Regions from separate parts of the Homo sapiens genome. Here regions 1 and 3 are each linked to region 2. The links are chromatin loops, found by intact Hi-C in ENCODE. Cell type or tissue: PC-3. All regions are shown on one strand. Each heading gives the region's core, and the rest is flanking DNA. Links, peaks and the distances in the headings are about the cores only.

The links. Peaks named below come from ENCODE experiments on the same cell type or tissue, not always from the same donor. Only the 100,000 strongest peaks of a DNase experiment are listed, where the experiment ranks them.
Region 1: a loop joins it to region 2, with 11 times the contacts of the local background. A loop is called at or near these places in 16 of 110 quality-filtered maps.
Region 3: a loop joins it to region 2, with 2.2 times the contacts of the local background. A loop is called at or near these places in 20 of 110 quality-filtered maps.

What each region holds. Positions count from the first base shown.
Region 1 is chr2:134,656,649-134,659,148 of GRCh38, reverse strand. All of the region lies in intron 2 of TMEM163 (transmembrane protein 163), which reads left to right. Among named protein-coding and RNA genes, the nearest start is that of TMEM163, 61 kb to the left of the region's middle. In PC-3, for the core only: CTCF peaks have their summits at 1,084 and 1,289 (motif pointing left); no DNase peak of the experiment used is centred there.
Region 2 is chr2:134,889,517-134,900,299 of GRCh38, reverse strand. It overlaps ACMSD (aminocarboxymuconate semialdehyde decarboxylase), which reads right to left. Exons shown (of 10, transcript NM_138326.3): 9 at 1,861-1,959. All of the region lies in intron 1 of CCNT2-AS1 (CCNT2 antisense RNA 1), which reads left to right. Among named protein-coding and RNA genes, the nearest start is that of CCNT2-AS1, 24 kb to the left of the region's middle. In PC-3, for the core only: a CTCF peak has its summit at 2,124 (motif pointing right); no DNase peak of the experiment used is centred there.
Region 3 is chr2:134,769,120-134,780,329 of GRCh38, reverse strand. No RefSeq gene overlaps it. Among named protein-coding and RNA genes, the nearest start is that of TMEM163, 56 kb to the right of the region's middle. In PC-3, for the core only: a CTCF peak has its summit at 1,728 (motif pointing right); no DNase peak of the experiment used is centred there.

The DNA.
Region 1 (2,500 bases), core at 1-2,500, 240 kb after region 2:
ACAGTTGCCTATAGTATTCAGTCTAGTAACATGCTGTAGGTTTGTAGCCTAGGAGCAGTAGGCCATACCACATAGTCTAGGTATGCAGTACGCTATCCCATCTAGGTCTGTGTAAGTACACTCGGCGATGTTTGCACAATGATAGAACCACCTCATGATGCGTTTCTCAGAATGTAGCCCTGTTGTTAAGAGACACATGACTGTATTTGAGTTCTTTTGCAAAGCAGATGCTTCATAAAAAATTATGTTTCAGGCTGGGTGCTGTGGCTTATGCCTGTAATTCCAGCACTTTGAGAGGCTGAGGAGGGCGGATCACGAGGTCAGGTGATCAAGACCATCCTGGCTAACACGGTGAAATCCCATGTCTACTAAAAATATACAAAATTAGCCAGGCATTGTGGCGGGCGCCTGTAGTCCCAGCTACTTAGGAGGCTGAGGCAGAAGAATGGCTTGAACCCGGGAGGCAGAGGTTGCAGTGAGCCAAGATTGTACCAATGCACTCCAGCCTGGGCGACAGAGTGAGACTCGGTCTCAAAAAATATATATATATATATTTCAGAGAAAAATAAGTGATGTTTATGTTACCTATTGTTTTGGAATATGCATTCCGCTTTTTCTCCATGAGTGTGACAACTGGGGCATAGGCTCTGCTTTGCTCATACCAATACTCAGAACAACACCAGGATCTGTCCTCCAAAAACTCATGAAAAATATTTAATTTTTCATATTATACATTGACCGCCTTTCTACGTAGTGCTGGTGGGAGAGTTTGTCATTTAAACAAAACCTCACAAAGGCCTTTCATGTCGCTTTTGTTCTCTAAAACAAGTAGAATCCTGAATTCAGAGCTAGGTTTTTGTGACCTTTGAGCTGTTAAATCGGAACAGTGAATGTTACTAAATTTTTCCTAGCTGCATTCTTTCTGCAAGTTCTGCTGCCTTTCGGGATGTTGCTTCATGTTCTCATAGGCTTTTGCCTATGCATAGTAGGAGGTTTCTGAAGTCTATAGGAATCCGCAAGTGGATCACTCTGACCAGCCTGACAATCAATAAAAGTAACAATAAAATAGTCGATACTCATTTCTTCCTGTTATGGCTATTTGTTTCTAAAGCAAATGTTTATTTATTTGTCTTTTTTTTCAACTTTTAAGTTCAGGGGGTATGTGTATCAGTTTGTTACATGGGTAAGTTGCATGTTGCTGAGGTTTAGTATACAAGTGATCCCATCACCCAGGTAATGAGCATAGTACCCAGTAGGTAGTTTTTCAGCCCTCACCTTCCTCCCGCCCACGCCCTCTAGTGGCCTCCAGTGTCTGTTGTTCCCATCTTTTTTATTTTTTATTTTTGAGATGGAGTTTCACTCTTGTTGCCTAGGCTGGAGTGCAATGGCGCGATCTTGGCTCACTGCAACCTCCGCCTCCCAGATATAGGCGATTCTCCTGTCTCAGCCTCCTAAGTAGCTCGGATTACAGGCATGCGCCACCACGCCCAACTAATTTTTTTGTATTTAGTAGAGATGGGGTTTCACCATGTTAGTCAGGCTGGTCATGAATTCCTGACCTCAGGTGATCCATCTGCCTCTGCCTCCCAAAGTGTTGGGATTACAGGCATGCGCCACCATGCCCAGCCTGTTGTTCCCATCTTTATGTTCATAAGTACTCAATGTTTAGCTCCCACTTATAAGTGAGAACATGTGGTGTTTGGTTTTCTGTTCCTGGGTTACTTTATTTAGAATAATGGTCTCTAGCTTTATGCATGTTGCTGTAAAGGAGGTGATTTTCTTCTTTTCTATGGCTGTGTGGTACTTCATGGTATATACACAACTTGCCAAGACTGAGTCAGGAAAAAATTGAAATCCTGAACAGACCAATATTGAGTTCTGAAATTGAATCAGTAATAAAAAACCTACCAACCAAAAAGAGCTCTGGACCAGATGGATTCACAGCTGAATTCTACCAGATGTACAAAGAAGAGCTTGTACCAATCCTACTAACTAAAAGTATTCCGAAAAATTGAGGAGGAAGGACTTCTCCCTAACTCATTCTGTGAAACCAGCATCACTGATATAAAATCTGGCAAAGACACAACAAAAAAAGTTCTTACAGGCCAATATCCCTTATTAACATAGATGCAAAAATCCTCAACAAAATACTAGGAAATTGAATCCAGCAGCACATCAAGAAGTTAATTCACCATGATCAAGTAGGCTTCATTCCTGGGATACAGGGCTGGTTCAAAACATGCAAATCAATAAATATGATTTACCACATAAGCAGAATTAAAAACAAAAACCATACGATCATCTCAGTAGACAAAGTAAAAGCGTTTTATAAAATTCAACATCCCTTCATGATAAAAACCCTCAACAAACAAGGCACTGAAGGGATATATCTCAAAATAATAAGAGCCATCTATGACATACCCACAGCCAAAGTCATACTGAGTGGGCAAAGGCTACAACCATTCCCCTTGAGAACTGGAACAAGACAAGGATGTCTAGT
Region 2 (10,783 bases), core at 1,113-3,612:
GAGAGCAGGACAGTGTAAGCTTACACCATGCTACTCAGAATGGCATGTAATTTAAAACTTATGAATTATTTCTGGAATTTTCCATTTAATATTTTTGGACTGTGGTTGACTGGGGTAAGAGAAACTGTAGAAGGCAAAACTGAGGATAAGGGGGGACTGCTATACCTTCCAATGTACTTATCAAATGGATTTATTTATTTTATTTTAAATTTCTTTAGTGGTATTTACCTTCGCATGGTTCAAAATTCAAAATGTCTAAAATAGATACTTCATTCCTAGTGCCTTTTTCTTCCCAGAGTTTGATCAGTTTCTTGTTTATGTTCCAGAGATATTTTATGTTTATACTCCATAAGCAAATACTTATATTCAGGCATATAAAGATTCTTTTTCACAAAAGAGGTATTGGATCTACAAATGGAAGTATACTATACAAATTGTTTTATACCTTGCTTTTTAAAATTTAATGTATCTTGGAAATTGATTTCTAATTTATTTATGGTGGCATAATTTCCATTGTGTGGATATATTATGATTTATTTAACTATTCCCCTAAAGATTGTTTTCAGTATTACAGCGTTACAATGAGTACCCTTGTACAGAATATCATTGTGAATTTGTGTTAGTATAAAGCCTTTATGCAAGATTACAGAAAAAACTTGAAAGTGATAAGCACATAAGAATAAACAATAAAAGGCATGTAATAATAATTACTATTATTCCATTAAGTTTTTAATCAGGATATGTGGGTCATCTGGTTTCTGTTTAATTTTGGTTAATAGAAAGTTTTTCATTTTCAACCTTTGTTGTTTAAAAAAAAAGATAAAAAATGCCTTTATGACAGCTTCCTACTTTAGGAAGGAAGTGGGTAAATATTTAACAATATTTAGTAGGTAATATTTAACAGTTCAAGACTTTTAGTGCCAAAAGGGACACTTTGTGTATAAAATAGTCTAAGGTTTCCCAGTTAATAACTTGTAACTAGTATACTGAAGAATGAATTTTTCTTGGCATCTGTTAATGTACTTTAAGCCTATTGAGAAGATTTGATGAACAATATCTTTAATAGTTAAGGCAGGGAGAGTTCAAGGTAACTTTTGGATTCTAGTTTAGAAGAAAGCCAAGAATTATGCAAAAGGATTACAACTAAAAGTTTTGTAAGATTTATTAAGAGTTTATATATTCTCATATTGTTATTTTTGGCCATCCCTGACTCCTGGGAGTGATGGGCAGTGAAGGTCTTAGGAAGAACTTATTTTTTTGGAGGATGGGGGTGTGGAAGGAGTGGCAAAGGAGAGGGAAACTGAAGACACTGCATCTCATTTTAAACTCATCTTGGTTTAGGAGTCTAAGGGGTAGACTAGGTAATGGTAGCATTATAGCACATATTAGTATCATTTACCTGCCTTAAAAGTCAAACGCCGGGAAAAAAAATAAAGTCTAGTTACTTAAAGGATCTGATTCCTTGGATCCTTTTAATCAAGACTTTAGTTTCATCATCTAAATAACTAGAGTTATTACAACTTTTGAGATTGGTAGATTTGTAACAGAAGTAATATAGAAAAAATTTAGACATTTTTCCTATGATCTATCTAACATGCAGGCATATTTTATTGTCATATCCTTCTATACAACTTTCTTTCTTGGGTTTATGAATTTAGTTGTACTAGGCTGACTTTCAGCTTTGTCATTTTTTTTGTCCTTTAATAGTTTAGCTATTTATGGAGATAGAGTAATAGTTTTAGGGAATTCAGTGTAATGGTTCCTCTGTTCTTTGTTTTTATATATCAAAGTGCTCTGAAACCAAACCCAATTAGAGCAGGAAAAGTCAGTAAGAAAGCCGTGAAGTAAAAGACATTATACCTTTGTTTCTTCATCAAATTCTTCCATGGACTCTATTAGTTTCCCAGGTTCCAGCTCACCTAGTGGAAAGGGGTAATCGGTTCCCAAAATGACTTTATCCTAAAAAACAAAATATATATTTCTCTGTTGTTTTGTAAAACATGAAAGAGCCTCCTGTAAACAATTGTTTACTTATTACAAACATTCCTGTCATAAAAATAACACATTTTTTCCTGATTAATAGAAACATAAAACTTGTCTAAAATTTTAAAAAGATTTAATGGTTCAAATTTTATTCTGACTTTTTTTTTCCAGCAGGTGTCACTATTAGGTCTCTTTGTTGCAAATCAACCCCATTCTCTCTCTTTTTAAATAACTGAAATATAGAATACTGAAATATAAGAAATTGATATTTATTTACTAAAATATATATATTCAGATGAAATTAAGGGATTCTGTCTTTCTTAGAATGATACATTGCAATTGATTCCACAGTTTTTCAAAACATACTATTAACAGAGTAGGAAAGGAAACATAAAAAACAAATAACTCGATAAAAAGTAAAAAAAAAAAAACAAAAACAAAAACAAAAAATAGAAAAAGAAAATCCCCTATCTCTGGATCAGTTCCTATAAACAATTCCTATAAACTGGATCATAAGTTTTTGAACAGTATAGCTTTGAATTTCCATTTGACACTTTATACAATAAAATACGTAGGCTTGTCAATCTACAAATATATTAAGCACTGTGTCAGACAATGTGCTAGAATTTAGATGTACCCTTGTCAACAAAACAGACATGGTTCCTTTTCTGAAGGAACTCATAATCAAGTGAGAAAGATATTATGTCAATAATGGCAATTTATCAAAGTAAAATAAAATAAAAATTCAAACCAGAAATTTTACTTCTCAAAATGTATTCCACTCATACACTTGTGCTGGAAAGATATACAAAGAAATAAATTGCAACATTATTTGGAACAGCAAAAGACTGGCCAATTAAATTACAGAATATCTCCAAATAGAAAAGAATAAAGAATACTTACATATGCTGAAATGGAATAATCTCCAAGTTACAGTGTAAAGAAGAATGATCTTGAAGTTATAAAGAGAAATAAAGAGTCTAGAACAATGTGTCTGCTATGCTTTGATTTCTGTTTTCAATAAGGTACCTATAGACCCACAAATATATGTTTGTATATATACAGTCTATTTCAGGAATGGTATCTAAGAAACAAATAACATTAATTTCCTCCATGGAGTAGGACTAGGGCTTGGGGGTCAGAATATCCCCTTTTCTTTTTTTTTTGAGATATAATTCACATACCATAAAATTCACCCCCTTTAAAGTGTATAATTCAATGGGTTTTAGTATATTCATAAGTTTGTGTAATCATTTCCACTAATTATAGAATGTTTAAAAAAATTTTTTTCATCTTATATAACCACAGATTTTTGTCACCTCCAAAATAAACCCTGTACCCATTAGCAGTGACTCCCCATTCTTTTCTCCCTCCAGCCCTTGGAAAACACTAGTTTACCCTCTGTGTCTCCAGAATTGCCTGGTTGGTACATTTCACATAAATGGAATCACATAATATGTAGCCTTCTTTCATTTAGTTTAATGTTTTCAAGGTTCACCCATGTTATTGCTTGAATCAATACGTACCTAAGAGTGGAAGTGCTGGCGCATATGGTGAGTCCATGTTTAACATTTTGAGAAACTATTTTCTACCATGGCTGCAGCTTTCTACATTCCCACCAGCATGTATGAGGGTTCCAGTTTCTCCAGATCCTCGCCAACATTGGTTATTCATCTTTTTGATTATGGCCATCTCAGTAGGTATGAGGTGGTATCTCACTGTAGTTTTTATTTGTATTTCTCTAATAAGTAATTATGTTGAACATCTTTTCATGTGCTTATTGGCTATTTGTATCTCTTCCTTGGAGAAATGTCTACTAAGATCCCTTGTGTACATTCATGTCCATTTTGTTATCTTTTTATCATTGAGCTATAAGAGATCTTTGTGTGTTCTGAATACTAGAGCCTTATAGATACATGATTTGCAAATATTTTCTCCATTCGGTGAGTTGTCTTTTTTACTTCCTTGGTATTGTCTTTTGAAGCACAAAAGTTTTAAATTTTGATGAAGTCTTCTTCATCTATTATTTTCTTTGGATGCTTGTACTTTTGGTGCCATAGCAAAGAAACTATTGCCTAACCCAAAGTCACAAAGATTTACACCTATGGTTTCTTCTAAGAGTTTGTGGTTTTAGTTCTTCAATTTAAGTCTTTGATCCATTTTGAGTTAATTTGCATGGTGTAAAGAAGGAGTCCAACTTTATTTATTTTTTTTACATGTGGATATCTACTCTTATCTCACTATCATATGTTGAAAAGACTATTCTTTATCACACTGAATTGTATTGGCACCCTTGTTGAAAGTCAGTTGATCTTTATGTCTGTCTTTAGGCTAGTCCCATAGAGTCTTGATTACTGTAGTTGTGTAGAAAGTTTTGAAGTTGGGAATGTGACTGTGCCAATTTTGTTTTTTCTAGATTGTTTGGCTATTCTGGATCCCTTGCATTTTCTTTTTTGAGACGGAGTTTCACTCTTGTCACCCAGGCTGAAGTGTAATGGTGCGATCCTGGCTAACTGCAACCTCTGCCTCCCGGATTCAGGCAATTCTCCTGCCTCAGCCTCCCAAGTAGCTGAAATTACAGGCACACGCCATCACACCCAGCTAATTTTTGTATTTTTAGTAGAGACAGGGTTTTGCCATGTTGGCCAGGCTGGTCTCAAACTCCTGATCTCAGGTGATCCACCCACCTTGGCCTCCCAAAGTGCTGGGATTACAGGTGTGAGCCACTGCACCTGGCCCCCTTGCGTTTTCATATGAATTTTTGGATCAGCTTATCAATTTTTGCCAAAAAAAAAAGACATCTGGAATTTTGATAGCAATTGCATTGGATCTGTAGATCAATTTGGGGGGTATTGCCAGTTAGCAACATTAAGTTTTTGAATCAATGAACATGGAATGTCTTTTCATTTAGGTCTTCTTTAATTTTCTTCAACAATGTTTTGTAACATATATATATATTATATATGTTATATATATATTATATATATAACATATATATATTTTTTTTCTTTTTTGAGATGCAGTCTCACTCTGTTGCCCAGGCTGGAGTGCAGTGGCACAGTCTCAGCTCACTGCAACCTCCACCTCCTGGTAAGCTATTCTCCTACCTTAGCCTCCCTAGTAGCTGGGATTACAGGTGCATGCCACCACACTCGGCTAATTTTTTTGTATTTTTAGTAGGGATGTGGTTTCACTGTGTTAGCCAGGATGGTCTTGATCTCCTGACCTTATGATCCACCCGCCTTGGCCTGCCAAAGTGCTTGGATTACAGCAGGGTATATATTTTGTGCCTTTTTTGGCTATATTTTTCACAAATGTTTTTCTTGCTGATGCTATTATAAATGGAATTGTGTCCTCAATTTCATTTATGGATTATTCATTGCTAACAAATAGAAATACAATTAATTTTTTATTTATCTTGTACTCTCTAAGCTTGCTGAATCTATTAGCCCTAATAGTTTCTTTGTGGATTCTTTAGGATTTTCTAGATACAAAGCCGTCTCAATTGCAAGTAGAGAAAATTTTTTTCCTTCTCTTCCAATCTAGATGCTTTTTCTTTGTTTTTCTTGCCTAATTGCCTTGACTAGAGCCTCCAGTACAATGTTGAATAGAAGTGATGAGAATAGAGCCTTTCAGTCTTTCACTATTAAGTGTGATGTTAGTTGTGGGTTTTTCATGATGCTTTTTATTAGGTTGAGGATGTTCCCTTCCACTCCTTGTTTATTGAGCTCTTTTATATTTTTTGAAGCATTGGTGAAGAATTTGTTTTAATTCTTTTTTACATTTTTCATAGAATTCACCAGCGAAGACATCTGGTCATCAGCTTTTCTTTGTGGGAAGATTGAAAATTATTAATTCAGTATCTTAATATAGACCTGTTTGAACTTTCTATTTCTTCTTCAGCCAGTTTTGTTAGTCTTTCTAGGAATTTCATAAATCATTTAGGTTATTTCATTTGTTGTCATATAGTTGCTCAAATTTTTACTTATAATTCTTTTTATTTCTGTAAGTTCTGTAGTACTGCCGTCCTATTTCATTTGTGATTTTAGTATTAGTAATTTGAATCTTTTTTCTTTATTTTTGTTGGTCAGTCTAGCTAAAGGTTTGCCGATTTTGTTGATTTTTTCAAAGAACCAAATTTTGGTTTCACTGATTTTCCCTATTGTTTTTCTATAATCTATTTCTTTTATATCTGCTCTAATATTTATATATATTTTTCTGCTTGCTTGGGATTTAGTTTACTCTGCATTTTCTAGCTCTCAAGGCCAAGTCCTAGGCCACCGAATTAAGGTCTTTCTTCTTTTTTAATATAGGCATTTACAGCTATAAATTTTTCACTAAGTACTACTTCTAGCTGCATCCATAAGTTTTAGAATGTTGTGTTTTTGTATTCTATTCATGTCTAATGTTTTCTAATTTTCCTTGTGACTTCTTCTGTCTAGTGTCCTTCCATTTTAGCCTAAAGAACTCCCTTTGGCATTTCTTGTATGGCAGGTCTACTAATGATGAATTAGCTCAGTTTGTTTCATCTAGAAATGTCTTAATTTCTCCTTCATTCTTAAAGGATAGTTTTGCTTGAAATAGAGTTCTCACATTACAGGGTTACAGTATTTTTTCTTCTTTCTTTTAGTACTTTAAATTTGTCTTCCACTGCCTTCTGGCCTCCGTGGTTTATGAGGAGGGCTAAGGATAGAATCATAGGAATCATCAACATGGTGGGTGGAGTGATTGCAGAAATGGAGGACAGGGGGAAAATGCCTACAAAAGAGGCAGAGAGAGACAGGGAGGTGGAAAGAGAACTAGAAAGAAGTACTATCTAAAAAAATATGTAGCCAGCACAGTGGTTCAAACCTGTAATCTCAGCACTTTAGGAGGGCGAGGCAGGAGGATCACTTGAGCTCAGGAGTTCAAGACCAGCCTTGGCAACATAGTGAGACCTTAATAAAACAAATTAGCTTGGTGTGGTGGCACACACCTGTAGTCCTAGCTACTTGGGAGGCTGAGGTGGAAGGATTGCATGAGCCTGGGAGATGGAGGCTGCAGTGAGCTATGATTATCCAGCCTGAGTGAAAGAGCGAGGCCCTGTCTCAAAAAAAAAAAAAAAAAATGCAGTGTGATATATTGGAAGAAAAGGTATTTAATAAGTAATGATTCACAAGAGACAAGAGGAAGACAAAGATAAGGACTGGATAGTGTCTGTTGGATTTGGCAGCTTTATTAAATGCAGTTTCAGTGAGTGATAAAGAAAAAATCAAATGCATTCAATCAAAAGTAAATGGGTGGTGAAAAATGCAAATCTAAGTGTTAACTACTTACTTCTTCTCTGTCATTGTCACTCTATTTGTGCTGCTTGGGCAGTCAGTCTCATCCTAAGCTTCAAGCTCTGGTATGTGACTGCCTGCTGGACAGCCACACTTGGCTGCTTCACAGGCAATTAAAACTCAGCATGTTATGCTAATATTGAAGTTGTCATCTAAGTATTTACTCAACATCATGTTCATTTCTATTCTGTCACTCTCATTCTTGCTTTTGCTCTCTTGGCCTCTCCCCCACCTTGATCCACCTTCATTCTGGATATCTGCTGCTTGCTCTTCCAGATCAACTTTCCATCCTTCTTCACTCCTACTTGTCCCCTGGAGACTGACTTGTATGAAGTATACAATGGACTCCCTTGACCCTAGGCTTCCAGATGGATTTAGTTAATGAGCAACACAGGCAGGAGATTGTAGAATGAAAGGAAAGTACTTAATTACCTAGCGCCTTCCATGGAGTCATCTAGCCTCCAACTAGAAGTCTCAGCTCCTGTCCACAGGGATTTATTTATTTATTTATTTATTTATTTATTTATTTATTTTTTCCACAGCAATAGAAACCTAAGACTTCAGCACAGGCCCTTTTTACAGAGCCTCTCTAGCTTCAAGTTTTGGCCTGGAATAGTAATGGAGCTTTTCACAACTTTGTCAATAATCCCTTTATTAATTTCCCTTTACTAGTTTAGTTTTCCCAATTCATGTATGTCATCTTATTTTCTGCTGGAGCCCTAAATGAGTTACACTGTTTTCCAGTTATACCCGATTTTTTAAAAAAAAAATACATGTAAGGGGTACAAGTGCAGTTTTGTTATATGGAGATATTGCATAATGGTGAAGTCTGGGCTTTTAGTGTAACCATCACCTGAATGATGTACATAGCACTCAGTAAGTAATTTCTCATCCTCACCTCCATCCACCCTCCCACCCTTCCAAGTCCCCAGTATCTATTTTTCCATACTTCATGTCTGTGTGTACACATTATTTAGCTCCCACTTGTAAGTAAGAACATGTGGTATTTGACTTTCTGTTTCTGAGTTATTTCACTTAAGATAATAGCCTCCAGTTCCATCCATGTTGCTACAAAAGACATGATTTCATACTTTTTATGGCTGAATATTATTCCATTGTGCATATATATGACAGTTTCTTTATCCAGTCATTTACTGATGGACACTTAGATTAATTCCATTTCTTTGCTATTGTGATAGTGCTGTTATAAACATACAAGTGTAGGTATCTTTTTGCTATTATGATTTCTTTTCCTTTGGGTAGATGCCCAGTAGTGGGATTCTGAATTGAATTGTAGTTCTATTTTTAGTTCTTTGTGAAATTTCAATACTGTTTTCCATAAAGGTTGTACTAATTTACATTCCCACCAACAGTGTATAAGCATTTTCTTTGCATTTCCTCACCAATATGTTATTTTTGACTTTTTAATAATAGCCATTCAGATTGGCATGTGATGATATCTCATTGTAGTTTTAATTTGCATTTCTCAGATGATCAGTGATATTAAACATTTTTTCACATATTTGTTGGCCATTTGTATGTCTTCTTTTGAAGTGTGTCTATTCATGAGCTTTGACAAAGTTGACAAAAACATACACTGGGGAAAGGACACCTTTTTCAATAAATGAGAAAATTGGATTGCCACATACAAAAGAATGAACTCGGACCCCTATCTCTTACCATATATAAAAATCAACTGAAGATGGGTTAAAAATTTAAATGCAACACCTGAAAATATAAAAATACTAGGAGAAAACTTAGGGAAAACTCTCCTGGGCGTTGGTCTAGGCAAATAATTCATGACTAAGACCTCAAAAGCACAAGCAACAAAAACAAAAATAGACAAATGGAACTTAATTCACTAAATAGCTTCTGCACAGCAAAAGAAATAATTACCAGAGTGAAAAGACAACCTGCAGTATGGGAGAAAATATTTGAAAACCGTATACCTGACACAGGGTATTAATATCTATAATTTATAAGGAGCTCAAAGAACTCAGCAAAAAACACCACACAAATAACCCCATTAAAAATTGAGCAAAGAACATGAATAGTTATACAGATATGTTATGGTTTCCTGACTAGTCTGAACTCCTATTTTTTATTCACTAACTGATTAATGAATGTGGTGGAATTTTTTTTTATTTTGGCAGAATTTCAAACTGACAGAAATGTTGCAAGAAAATTCAGGAACCTTCCATGTAATCTTCACCCAGATTTAACAATTGTTTATACTTTGCCATCTTTGCTTTATCATTTTCTCATAGATATTTATGTATATATACACACTTCTTTGAGCTATATGTCAGTTGGAGATGTCATGGCTCCTTACTCCTAAATAAATTAGTGTTTATTTCCTAAAAAAAGGGATACTTTTTATATGACCACAGTATACTTCTCAAAATCAGGAAATTTAACATTGATAACAGTGTTATTTCGTTATCCATAGTTCATATTCAAATTTTGTCAATTGCCCCCATAATGTGATTTATAGCTAATTATTTTTCTTAGTCGAAGATCTAATTGATGATCACATATTAAATTTAGTTGTTATGTCTCTGAAGTTTCCCTTAATTTGGATCAGTTGGCCTTTTTTGTCACTCTTCATCTGGGATATTTTTGAAGATTGTAGATTAGTTATTTTATAGAATGTCCTCAGTTTGTGTTTGTCTGATGTTTCCTCGTGATTGTGTACAAATTACGCATTTGGGATAGGAATACTACCGAAGTGATATTGAGTCTTATTCAGTGCATTATATCAGGGCATATCATGTCGGTTTGTCTTAGTATTGGTAATTTTGATTATTTAGTTAAGTTGGTGTTTGCTGGGTTTCTCTAATGTGAAATCACCATTTTTTTCTCTTCATGATTAATAAGCAATTTGTGGGGAGCCACTTTGAGATCATTTAAATATCTTGTCCTTTTCCAACTTTCATCCACTGGTATTATCATTCAGTAATAATTTTCTAACTATTGTTATTTCTATATTCATTATAAAGAAGAGATTTCTTCATATATACAAACACATTAACTTATGTAAATTAAATATATATGTTCACCTATTTATTAATATATTCATTCTTTTTATTTATATCATTTTGGACTCATGGACTTAATTTTATCCAATTGGTTATAATTCATTATTATCACTGTTTATTTTGATAGCCAGATCATCTCAGGTTTGCTCAATGTGAATCACCTCTTCAGGTTGACTCCTGTATCCTTATGCTATTTCCCCACCATTCTTTGAGTACAGTTACCCTCAAGACCAAAGTCTTCAGATGCTCAAATCCTATATATAAAATGATGTAGTATTTGCATATAACCTATGCACATCTTCCTGCATACTTTAAATCATCCTTTACTTATATTACCTAATACAATGTTGCTATGTAAACAATTGTTATACTGTATTATTCTTTATATTTGTATTTGTTATTCTGTTATTTTATTTTATCTTTAAAACTATTTTTGACCTG
Region 3 (11,210 bases), core at 462-2,961, 120 kb after region 2:
TCTGTTTAACACATGAAAATTTATTTTAAATCTAAATATATTAAATACAAACATAAGAAAATATATTAAATACATATCATAGGCCACCCAGCTCTAAATTTTATGAGAGAGCTGAGGGACAAACATTTCATGAAACATCATATTTTTGATTGGTATTCTTTTTTCTTTTTCTTTTTTTCACCTGGTAAATAGAGAATACTAGAAGAAAGACAACAATGTGAAACAGTTAGACATAAAAGATTATAAAAAAGTGCCTCAAAAATTAGATCACCTTTTATTTATGATACACTTTTCCTGCAGAGAATTCAAAGCACTTCACAGACATCTTCCTTATTCATTTCCACAGTCCTTTAGTGTAAGAAACAGGCAAAAGAAACTTATATCCATAGTACAGAGGTTTAGGAGAAAAGAAGTTTTGCAGCCCAAGGACCTGCCCAGATTCCAAAAGAAGATTGGACAAAAATAATTTTACACTTAAAAATTCTAAATGGTTATCTCACACGTGCCCTGTGCCTTCAACCACAGGGGACCCTCCGGAGTTTGAGGTTCTGAGAGCAGTGTTCATTCATTAAACACAGCACCAACTGTGTGGCCAGGCGCTATTTCAAGTGCTTTTCAAATATCAACTTATTTCACGTTCATGACAACCCTAGGAAGTGGGTACTATTATTTCCATTTTACTGACGAGGAGACTGAGGCACTGAGAAAAATGACTTGCTCAAGATCACGGCTAGTCAGTGGTGGGACTGAGACAAGAGAATAGGGTCTGGAGGCAGGGAAACTAAGGCCAATTCACGCTGACTTCCTAGAACTAAATCAAGAGGAAAATCCCAACTTTCCATGCCTAAGTAGCAAAAGGACCAGAGGCTACTCCCTTTGCAACCCCTACCACCCCACTTTTCTGCAGGCATATGGAAAATGGAAAGTACCTCTGATTGGTCACAACCAATCAGACTGATTGTGAGCCACTACTTCATTTGCATGGGGTAAACATCAAGTAGCCAATGGGAAACCTCTGGTGGGTATTTGGACCCCAGAAGATTCTATAACCGGCTCTTGAGCGTTTGAGGCCCTATGCTCGGGACCTGCTCTTACCCTGTGGAGTGTAATTTTGTTTTCAATAAATTTCTGCTTTTTTGCTTAATTCTTTCCTTGCTTTGTTTGTGCATTGTGAACAATTCTTTGTTCAGAATGCCAAGAACCTGGACACCATCCACTGGTAACAGAACTAGGGTCCGAAGACTCCAAGTCTGGTCCCTTGGGCTCAGTGATTATACTCTGTAATGATTATACTCTGTAAATGAATGCTCACCCTTTTCATTGGAAAGCCACCCTTCACTGGGATTTTTTGTTGTCTGCTACATCGGGCCATATTTTTTGACATGTTCGTTTCTGTCAGAGAAGGAATCCAAAAGCCTGTGTGTGTGTCTGTGTGTGTATATGAATACACGCATATATACTCACATACATATATGAAGCAGGATAGAAGTTTACACACTACAACTCACACACACACAAAGCCTGTAATTTTGTATTTACTCAGTGAGCCCGTCTTGCCCGTGTTGAGGAAAACACTTAAAATTTTATATTAAATTTAACTCAGTCTCCCAGTTTAAATCTGTGAATTGTGGGTAAATAGTGGATTTTTACCCTATTTACATTCTTTCTCAAGACTGTATCTTCCCCTCTCCTTGGGCACCTGGGTATAGGTGGCAGGTGGTGGGGCGGGGCGGGGTGGTGCCCTCTATGGGTTGCCCCTGCTGACCACTAGATGGCCCTTGTCCTACAGGGCCATCTCTAACCATGATGTTGAGGACAAATAGGTCCTGGCTGGAATTTTGGATGTCACCACAAAATATGAAGGTCCCTGCTACATCCTTCAGTCATAAGATCTTACGCTGTGGGGCCTCCTCTTTTTGGTGCCCAGGCTTTCTCTGGTCCACCAATTTTCTTAGTATTTCCACATCCCCTCCTGGAGCCCTGCATGCACCATGTAGACTGTGGTCCACTGGGACCACTAACTCCACTTGAATGAAGCTGCTCCACCACTTCCCTACAGCATCATTGCCTAGTGTGGGACTTCCTTTCCTCCAGCTTCCTCATGCATAGAACCCCCAGTGTTCTCAGGTTTCTTCAAACGTAAGAGTGGGCTCATTACACGTCTTCTGGAAGTTTCCACCCCCCAGGACAAGCCAAGGCATTTGCATTTGATCTTTTGCCCCCTTTCCTCTTCCCTTTTCAAATGTTCCCCCTTTATCCAAGTTCTTTCCTTCTCTATGATCGAAGCTTTTTTTCTTTTTATTTAAACAGAAGGTTTCAGAATTTAGAAAACACCCTTGTCATTCAACAAAGCCCAGCTTTCAAGATTATTGTCTTCACCATGGAATTCAAATATACTTGAAACTTAAAGCTGAGCTATGATTTCTTTGATCTCAGTGGTGTCTGCCTTCTCTCTGAAGCAAAGAAGGCCGCTGCTTCAACAGGTGGGAAGTTGCTCAGCAACATGATTTACTGGTAATGATAAATAGCATTCCTTGATTCAAGTACCAGTACTAGAGAACAATGAGCCTTCAACTTAAAAGTCTTAATTATATCGGCCGGGTGCAGTGGCTTATACCTGTAATCCCAGCACTCTGGGAGGCCGAGGCAGGTGGATCAAGAGGTCAGGAGTTTGAGACCAGCCTGGCCAATATGGTGAAACCTCATCTCTACCAAAAGATACAAAAGTTAGCCAGGCGTGGTGGCGTGTACCTGTAGTCCCAGCTACTCAGGAGGCTGAGGGAGGAGAATTGCTTGAACCCGGAAGGTGGAGGTTGTGGTGAGCAGAGATCGCGCCACCGCACTCCAGCCTGGGGGTGACAGAGTGAGACTCCGTCTCAAAAAAAAAAAACACCTTAATTATAGACTACTTATGGGAGTAGAATAATATTAGGGGTAAATATAAGTGAATGGGGTCTTTTTAAAAATCGCACAGTAGACCGCTGCCATGGCCTTGCCTCCCATCTTTCTTTTCTACTGCAGTCTGTCCTCGATGCCCTTTAACAAAATATTTTTGTAATAAGTTCCTTCTGTGTTTAAAATCTTTTGAATTCCTATCACCTTCAGTATTAAGTTCAATATTCTCTGTGATCTGGGCACTGCGTGGAGCTTCAGCTTTCTCTGATGCTACCCCAACCACTCTATCCTGCACCCTCCCCACCCAGTGCATCCTATGCCCCACCTGCCAAAGAGCTTAATTCCCTGCAGACTCCCCGGGGACCCCACAGTCACAACAGCAATCCCTCACACATGCTGCCATCCCACTTGAATGCCTTTCATTCTGCTCCTCCACCCTGGCCACTTGGCTAATCCTGCAAGACTCAGATCAAGTGATCACACCCTGGAAGATCGCCCCTCAAGCCTTGATGTATTGTGATGTGTCTGATCCAAGCAGCCTGATGACCCTTTATCCTAGTATTTAGCAAGCTGTGTTTTAATTGTCTATCTCTAAAGTATTTTGTGCAGTCCACATATCTTAAATACCATTATTTCACCAACGAGAATGCATATCTAACCATGAATCACATTAATCAACAAGTCGCCAATTTCATCATTCAACAGCAATTTCTGACATTTACTGTCCTAATTGGCAAAGCATTGATGGAAATGCGATCAGAAGCATGTGTTGTGGCCTTTCTGATGTAAAGCCAACTGATCACCCCTAGAACACATATGTTTGATTAAGACAACTGACATGCTCAGAGATGACATTTGAACCATCTAGCACATATGTCTAGCACACCTGGTCTATGATGAAATGTTTAAAGCAATTTATAGACATAGGGACATGCTCTTCGAGATGTCAAGAACATCTGTTCCGAAAGCTCTCTCCTGCTGTTGCCAAAGTCCCTACTTCCGGAATGGACTTCTAGAACAGCTTTGGGCTAAATATGAACATAGGTCTTCTTGACCTCTGTGACACACTTCGTTACCTGGCCTTGAAGCAATATTGCAATAAAGTGACCACCAGCCCTTATCGTACCTTTGTGCAGATTAGAAAAATGCCCCTTCCTCCAGGTGGATGCAGCCAGTGCCAGGCATTTCAATTAGCAGGGAACGAGCTGGATTTGCATGCCTACTCGCCCCCTTGGCCAGGTGGCTTTGTGTGGAGTGGAGAAAAGTCCCTGGCTGTCCATGTATAGATTCCCATAAAAACCCTCAGAAAAAGAACTCCTTTAACTTTTTCCTTCAGCTCCTTGTCTTTTGCAAGCAATCCTCCAAGTGCATCCTCCCCTTCACAGCACACACGTACATACACCCTAGTGAAATGTGAAAAGGCAACCACTCATCCCCACAGGAACAAACAATCATCCAGGCAAATGCTAGTCTCAGTTCGTAGACAGCCAAGAAAGATTGTGCTTCCTCTCTCTTGCTGTGCCCCTCATTTCCCCTGCTCCCTTGAAAAACAAAGTAGAAGCTTCAGAGAAAAACAATCTAGTCTTGTGACTATGTATATAATTAAAATACAGCATTAAAAATCGACTTCAAGTCGATGGGACCATGTATCACTTAGGATGCTTTTGGTGGGAACGAACAGAAAACCCATCTCAAAATGGCTACAACTATAGGGGAATGTATTATGTCACTGTATAGGAGAATGTATTATTTCACTCTATAGGGGAATGTATTGTCTCACTCAGCAAGAAGTCCTGAGGTAGAGCAGCTGCAGGGCCAATTAGTCCAGCAGCTCAAACAACATTCTCTAAAGCCCAGGTTCTTTTCACCTTTTCCCTTTGTTATCTTCACATATCAGCTTAGCTCACTCTCAGTTACGAAGTGGTTGCCCTTGTTCCTGGCTTCACATACAGACATGGGCGTGTCCAGCAGAATAATAGGAGCTTTTTGTTTAATGTGCTTTTTGGTTCCCCACTCCCCAGGGAACTAAAGATTTCCCTTCTAGTTCTTAGCCAGAACTCTGTTCCATGCCCACACCCAAATGAATCACCTCCAGGGAAATGGGATTGCCAGGCCTGGTTTAGGCACTGCCACCATTCACCCCTGGAGCTGGGATGAGGAAGGAGGGTTTTTGTCGGGGTGCTCAAGGAAGTGAGTCAAGTTCAGGGCGGCTGGAGGGAGCATACATCCCTCTGGATGCCCTGGCCTGTCATGCTGTGGTGAGGAGTTGGCCTTTATCCTGCCTGTCACATGGAGGCATTTAGTATCTGTTTGTAGAAATAATCTTGAAACTACAATCTTTAAGTAAAAATTGTCTTCCATTCACACACTGCTCTCCGCTGTGTCTCTTCTGAAGAAGCCTAAGTGGAAAAGGATAAGATCACTTATCTTGTGCTTTCGCGTTTCCTGTGGGGAGGACTCCCCCTTCGAAGTGTCAGGAGATTATCTGATGAAGCTGTTTATAAAAGCAGGGCTCAGGCACTCCTCTGGGACCCACATGCACGTTCTTCCACAGGCCACACCTGGGCCCAGCAATGGTTCTAATCCAAGAGGGCCTCATCGCATGGGGCTGGGACATCTGTGCCATCCCCAGGCCCCAGCAGGCCTTCCTCCTCATTAAATGTTTCTGTTGAGGCAGTTTTGGGAAGCATCTACCTTTTTCCCCAAAGAGAGTTACTCACATTTTCCCGAATTAAACTTCTCACCCCAGGTAATTTTTATTTTGAACCCTCTTTAGGCCCTGAATTGTGACTTTTAGTCTCTGAACTTCATATCAGGTTCTATTTTAGTAAGCACTGCAAATGTCAAGGTAATGACATGTGATTCCTTTTTGGGAACACTGTGGAAGATGCTAATGGAGAAGTGTGTCACCAGATGACCTCCTGAGGTCCCCAGAAGAAACATATATAGAGAGGGAATCCACTTCCACCGGACTGGCCTCTGTGAATAGGGAAGGGAAGTCATGTTTGCTGTGACTGTACTCTAGGCCAGGGGCTTTGCAGCCATTTAGTCTGCCTAAGAGACCTGACGTGGGCATTACCATTTCCATTGTTCAGACATGGAAACTGAGTCTGAAAGAAGTTAAAGAACTTGCTCAAGGGGGAATTTGAGCCCAAATGTGCTGCCTCTAAAATCCGTGCTTTTATCAATGCATCATGCTGGGCTCTGGCAGGAGTGAGTAAGGCTGAGTGTGCTGAATTCATTGTGATAAGAGGCGCTGACCTCCATGGAAAGGAAAACCCTGAGCCTGGGGCCCCTGGGGTCATGTCACACTTTCACTTTGTCCTGGCCAGAGCATGTGGGATGATGAGGCAGGAAAGTGGGAAAGGTGTGTGGCTGGGGAGGGTCGCAGCAGATCTTGCCCCACACCCCTCCTCCATTTGTGAATCAGTATTTAGAGCAGTTGCTCCCTGGGGACTTTCACTTTGGGCCTCACATTAAGGGGGAAAAAAAAGAGCAGGCTAAAGACAGGCAGGGCATGAGTTCTGAGCCTCGTGCCAGGTCAGAAACAGAAAGGTGACAGCTTCCCTCTGAATGAGATGTTCTGGGAGCCAAGAAGACAAAATGAATTCCTGAGATTTATTTTTTTCCCCATTTTGTCTGAAACAGTTTTCTGTTTCCACTGTGAAACCACTCCTGAATAACCTTCCCTGAACCTCACAGTTTGGATAAGGAAACAAATTTCCTGCTGCCACGGCAACAGCCTCTCACTTACCCAACTGCGGAGTGGGGGGAAGCCCAGGGCGGTAAGGTCTGTGATGCACCAGACAGTCACACCAGCGAAAGGCCCATTTACCGGTGTATTCACCAGGTGCCAGGGACCCACGTCAGAAACCCAGGCTCCCTTATCTGCTCAACAGATGGCAGAGCCACATGGCCACATGGCCCAGGGCAGGGCACTGAGAATTCTTATGCAAAACCAAGCCTCCTTGGGCAGGAAGCCTGCACTGGGGATAGTGATGGATGGTAATTCTCCACTCTTTCTCCCGGCCAGCCTCCCATTGGGGCTGCCTGTTTCCCTTCTCACATTCTTTTATAAAATAAAAAAGTCAAATCAACTCATACTTTTTGGGCAGGACACTGTGTGACATACAAAATATATACTGTACACTGGCGAGAGTCTGAAAGAAAATATGTCAAATGGTTAAGAGCAATTATTTGTGATTAATGAGATTATAAATAATTTTTATTTTTGATGTTTATTATGTTTTCTTAGAAAGTCTCTAAGTTGAACATGAAATACTTTCCTACTAAAAAAGGAAAACAGAAATTAATTCTTTTACAAACAGAACAAAACAAAAACTAACAAATACAGTCAGTTCTCTCCTCACGTCTTCAGTGTAGAAGGGCAAGTGTAAGTAGATCTGGGCCCAAGCTGTGGCTTCACCAACCCATGGCCCATTGTTCTGTCAGAGGCGTTTGAATCGCAGCACCTCTATCTTGAATAAGGGCTGGGTAAAATGAGACTGATACCTGCTGGGCTGCATTCCCAGGACGTTAGGCATTCTTAATCTCAGAATGAGCTAAGAGGTTGGTAGGTCTGGTATCACAAGATACAGGCTATAAAGCCCCTGCTGATAAAACTGGATGCAGTAAAGAAGCTGGCCAAAACCCACCAAATCCAAGATGGCCATGAAAGCAACGTCATCACTGCTCATTATACACTAATTATAATGCAGTAGCATGCTAAAAAACTCCCACCAGCGCCATGACAGTTTACGGATGCCATGGCAACGCCTGAAGTTACCTTATATAGTCTAAAAGAGGGAGGACCCTCAGTTGGGGAGGCAATCCCCACCCCTTTCCCAAAAAACTCATGAAAGATCCACCCCTTGCTTAGCATATACTCAAGAAATAGCCATAAAAATAGCCAACCAGCAACCCTCAGGGCTGCTCTATGGGGTAGCCTCTCTGTTGTTTCTTCTCTAATCCACCTGCTTTCACTTTACTCTATGGACTCACTCTGAGTTCTTTCTTGCAGGAGATCCAAGAACCATCTCTTGAGGGTCTGGATTGGGACCCCTTTCTGGTAGCAGTTCAGTCTCATGCTTTTCAGTGCCATTTCTCTGACTCCTGATTTTCATCTCCAATCAGACCGCTCCTCTGAACTCAAGATTTGGATTTATGGCTACCCATGTATCATCTCCACTTGGAAGCCTGATTCTCAAACTTAACATGTCCAAAACTAAATTCCTAATCTTTGTCTCCTGGCCCCCAGCCCCTCCCAAATCTGCTTCTTTTGAAGCTCTTCCGCTTCTCCAGTTGTAGCAGTGCCATCTTTCCAACTGCTCAGACCAAAACCCTTAGAGTCATCCCTGACTTATCACTTTCTCTCACATCCCACATCCAATCTGTCTATAAATCTGTCTGGCGTATATATCATATGCTGTCGTCTCATAAAATCAAATTACTTCTCTTCACCTCTGCTGCTACTACCATGAACCACACTATCACCTTCTAATACCTGGATTACCACAATCTTTAATCCACAATCACTGCCTGGTTTCCTCCCTTACATTTTAACAGGATTTTTGTAAGACAGATCTTGTTACACCTCTGCTCACATTCCTCCAGAAGCTTCAGTACATTCCACATGAAAAGCAGGCTTACAACGGCCTTGAAGACCCTGCACTGTGTGCCCACTCAGCTCTTTCTGGCCTTGTCTCCTACCATCTCCCTCCCCATCTCCAGCCACACACGTCATTTTCTGTGCTGCAGTGAACATTTCAGAATCACTCCAGCCTTGGAGCCATTGCATTTGCTGTTCCCTTTGCTGAGAATGCTCTTCCCCTAGATGTCTGCATAGCCACTTCTTTATCTCCCCTAGATCTTCACACCAGTGAATTAGATCTTCCCAGTGAAGGCTTTCTGGTTCTAAATTCCTCCACCCCAGTTCCAACACCCCTTCCCCCAATATCCTGCTATCTGTCTGTAGCAAGAGTCACGAGTCACCATCTAACAGTATTTATTTCATCCATGTGTGTTGTTTACTGTCTCCCTCCCCCTACTGGATGTGAATTGCCTGAGGCAGGGATTGTATGTCTTGTCGCTGCTGTATCTTCAGTCCCTGCTTCAGACTAGGCACCAGCACAGGAAAGGGGATACCAGTTGTTTGGGGCTGGGGGAGGTCCCCAAATACCAGTTGGACCTCGACCCCAGCTAGTGTCGAGGTTCTTGACGCCATCTCAAGAATGTGAATTCAAAGATGCATCAGAAAATAGTGAAAGTACAGGGATGGATTGCAAAGGGAAAAGTACACACTGAACACATGGGAGTGCAAGCATACTCAAGAGATACACGCGTGAGGGAGGTTGATCTGCTACCTTTATGGTTTTCTTTAACCAAGGGGTGGGATAGTCATGAAAATTCCTGGGAAAAGGTGGGGATTTCTCGGAACTGCCATGCCACCCATTTTTGCACCAAATATGAGTGTTCTCAAAACTGTCATGGTGCTGGTGGGTGTGTGATTTGTATGTTAATCAAGTACATTACCATGTTGGGTCCAGTCGATCCTAAACCAGCTTGGTCCACACCCTGTTTTTCAGGGTCTTAATCAGTTCCTAGCTTCTGCAGCTATTTTAACGGTTTCCTTTTGCTTGTCATGTGAAACTGCTGCCTGGAATTTTCTATTCTCCTATGACCGCCTTGTATTATTCCTGTTTTAAAGGCACTTGTGGTAGCCAGAGTAATAATCCCCCAAAATGTCTATGCCCTAATCCTGAAACTTGTGAATATGTTACCTTACATGGAAAAAGGGATTTTGCAGACATGATTAAAATAAGGGTTTTGAGATGAGGAGATTATCCTGGATTATGTGGGTAGATCCAACATAATCACAGTGGTTCTTATGAGAGGGAGGGCAGAAGGGTCAGAGTCAAAGGAGATGTGATGATGAAAGCAGGGTTGGAGAGATGTGATTGTTGAAAGGGGCTACGGACCAAGAAATGCGGGCAGGCTCTGGAAGCTGGAAAAGGCAAAGAGATGGGTTCTCCCTTAGAGCCTCCAGAAAGAATGCAGTCCTTCCATCCCATTTTAGACCTCCTAGAACAGTAAGAATAAACTTGTGTTGTTTTAAGCCACTGAATTGTGGCACTTTGTTACTGCAGCAATAGGAAACGAAAACAGCACTCAAAAGCATTCAACGAATGAATAGGCTGGGCTTCCATTCCCTTGTTTGTGAAATGGGAGGTTTGGACTCAGTTAATGATCTGTAATGTTGTATTTTCAACTACATTTTGTTTGCTTAACTGAAAACAGATGCAGGTAGTTGGCAAACAATTCACATAGTCTGAATAAGATGTATGATGAAAATAAATTTATCTTCTACCGCAGACTTACAGTCCTTGGTCTCTCTCTCCAGATGCAAGCACCATATACTTTCTTGGGCATGCTTTCGGAGACTGTATGAGCACAGATACAATTTCCCCCTTTGTCCACAAATGGCGGTATATTACACACCCTGTTTTGCATATTGCTTTTGTCATTAAAATATAATTTGAAAATTGTTCTGTATCATCATACATAAGAGGCAATCATTCTTTTCCATAACAGTGTAATGTTCCATTCTCTGGCATAGATGTACCTTGGTTTGTTTAACTAATTCCCTAGTGATAGACAGGTTATATCTAGTCTTTTGTTCTACAACTTTGACTATACATCTTTGCACACAGGTACTGTTCATCTGAAGGATGAGCTCTTAGAAATGGAATGCAGGGCCAAAGAGTAGATGCACATTTATTCTGATATTGCCAAACTCCCCTCCAAAGTGGATCATACCTACTCTTACCAACCGTGTAGGAGTCTGTTTGCTCATGGCCTTACTAAAACTTTGTTGTTAAATTTTTTATCTGTGTCAAGCTAATAGATGAAAAATGATATTATGTTGTTTTGTGTGAGGCTGATCATCTTTTAAGTGGTCATGAGCCATGTATGTTTATAGTTAGATTTCTGTGGATTTCTAGTCACGGTTGGTTATTTTTAAACATTGATTCCTTGACCTCTATTTAAAATTGATGTAGAAATACTCTATGTATTAGGGAAGTTAACCTCCTAATATTTATTATGCAAATATGTTTCCAGTCTGCAGTTCGTGTGTTTTAGGTATTTGTTGCCATGTAGAAAAAATTTTAATTTTATCAAGTCAAATGCATCAATAACTTCCTCTATGGTTTCTGGGCTTTGTGTATTCTTTAGAAAATCACTCTGCATTCTGTATTTTACATATTCTCAAATTCTGTTATACTTTATTCGAATACTTTTATAATTTCTTTTTTTAA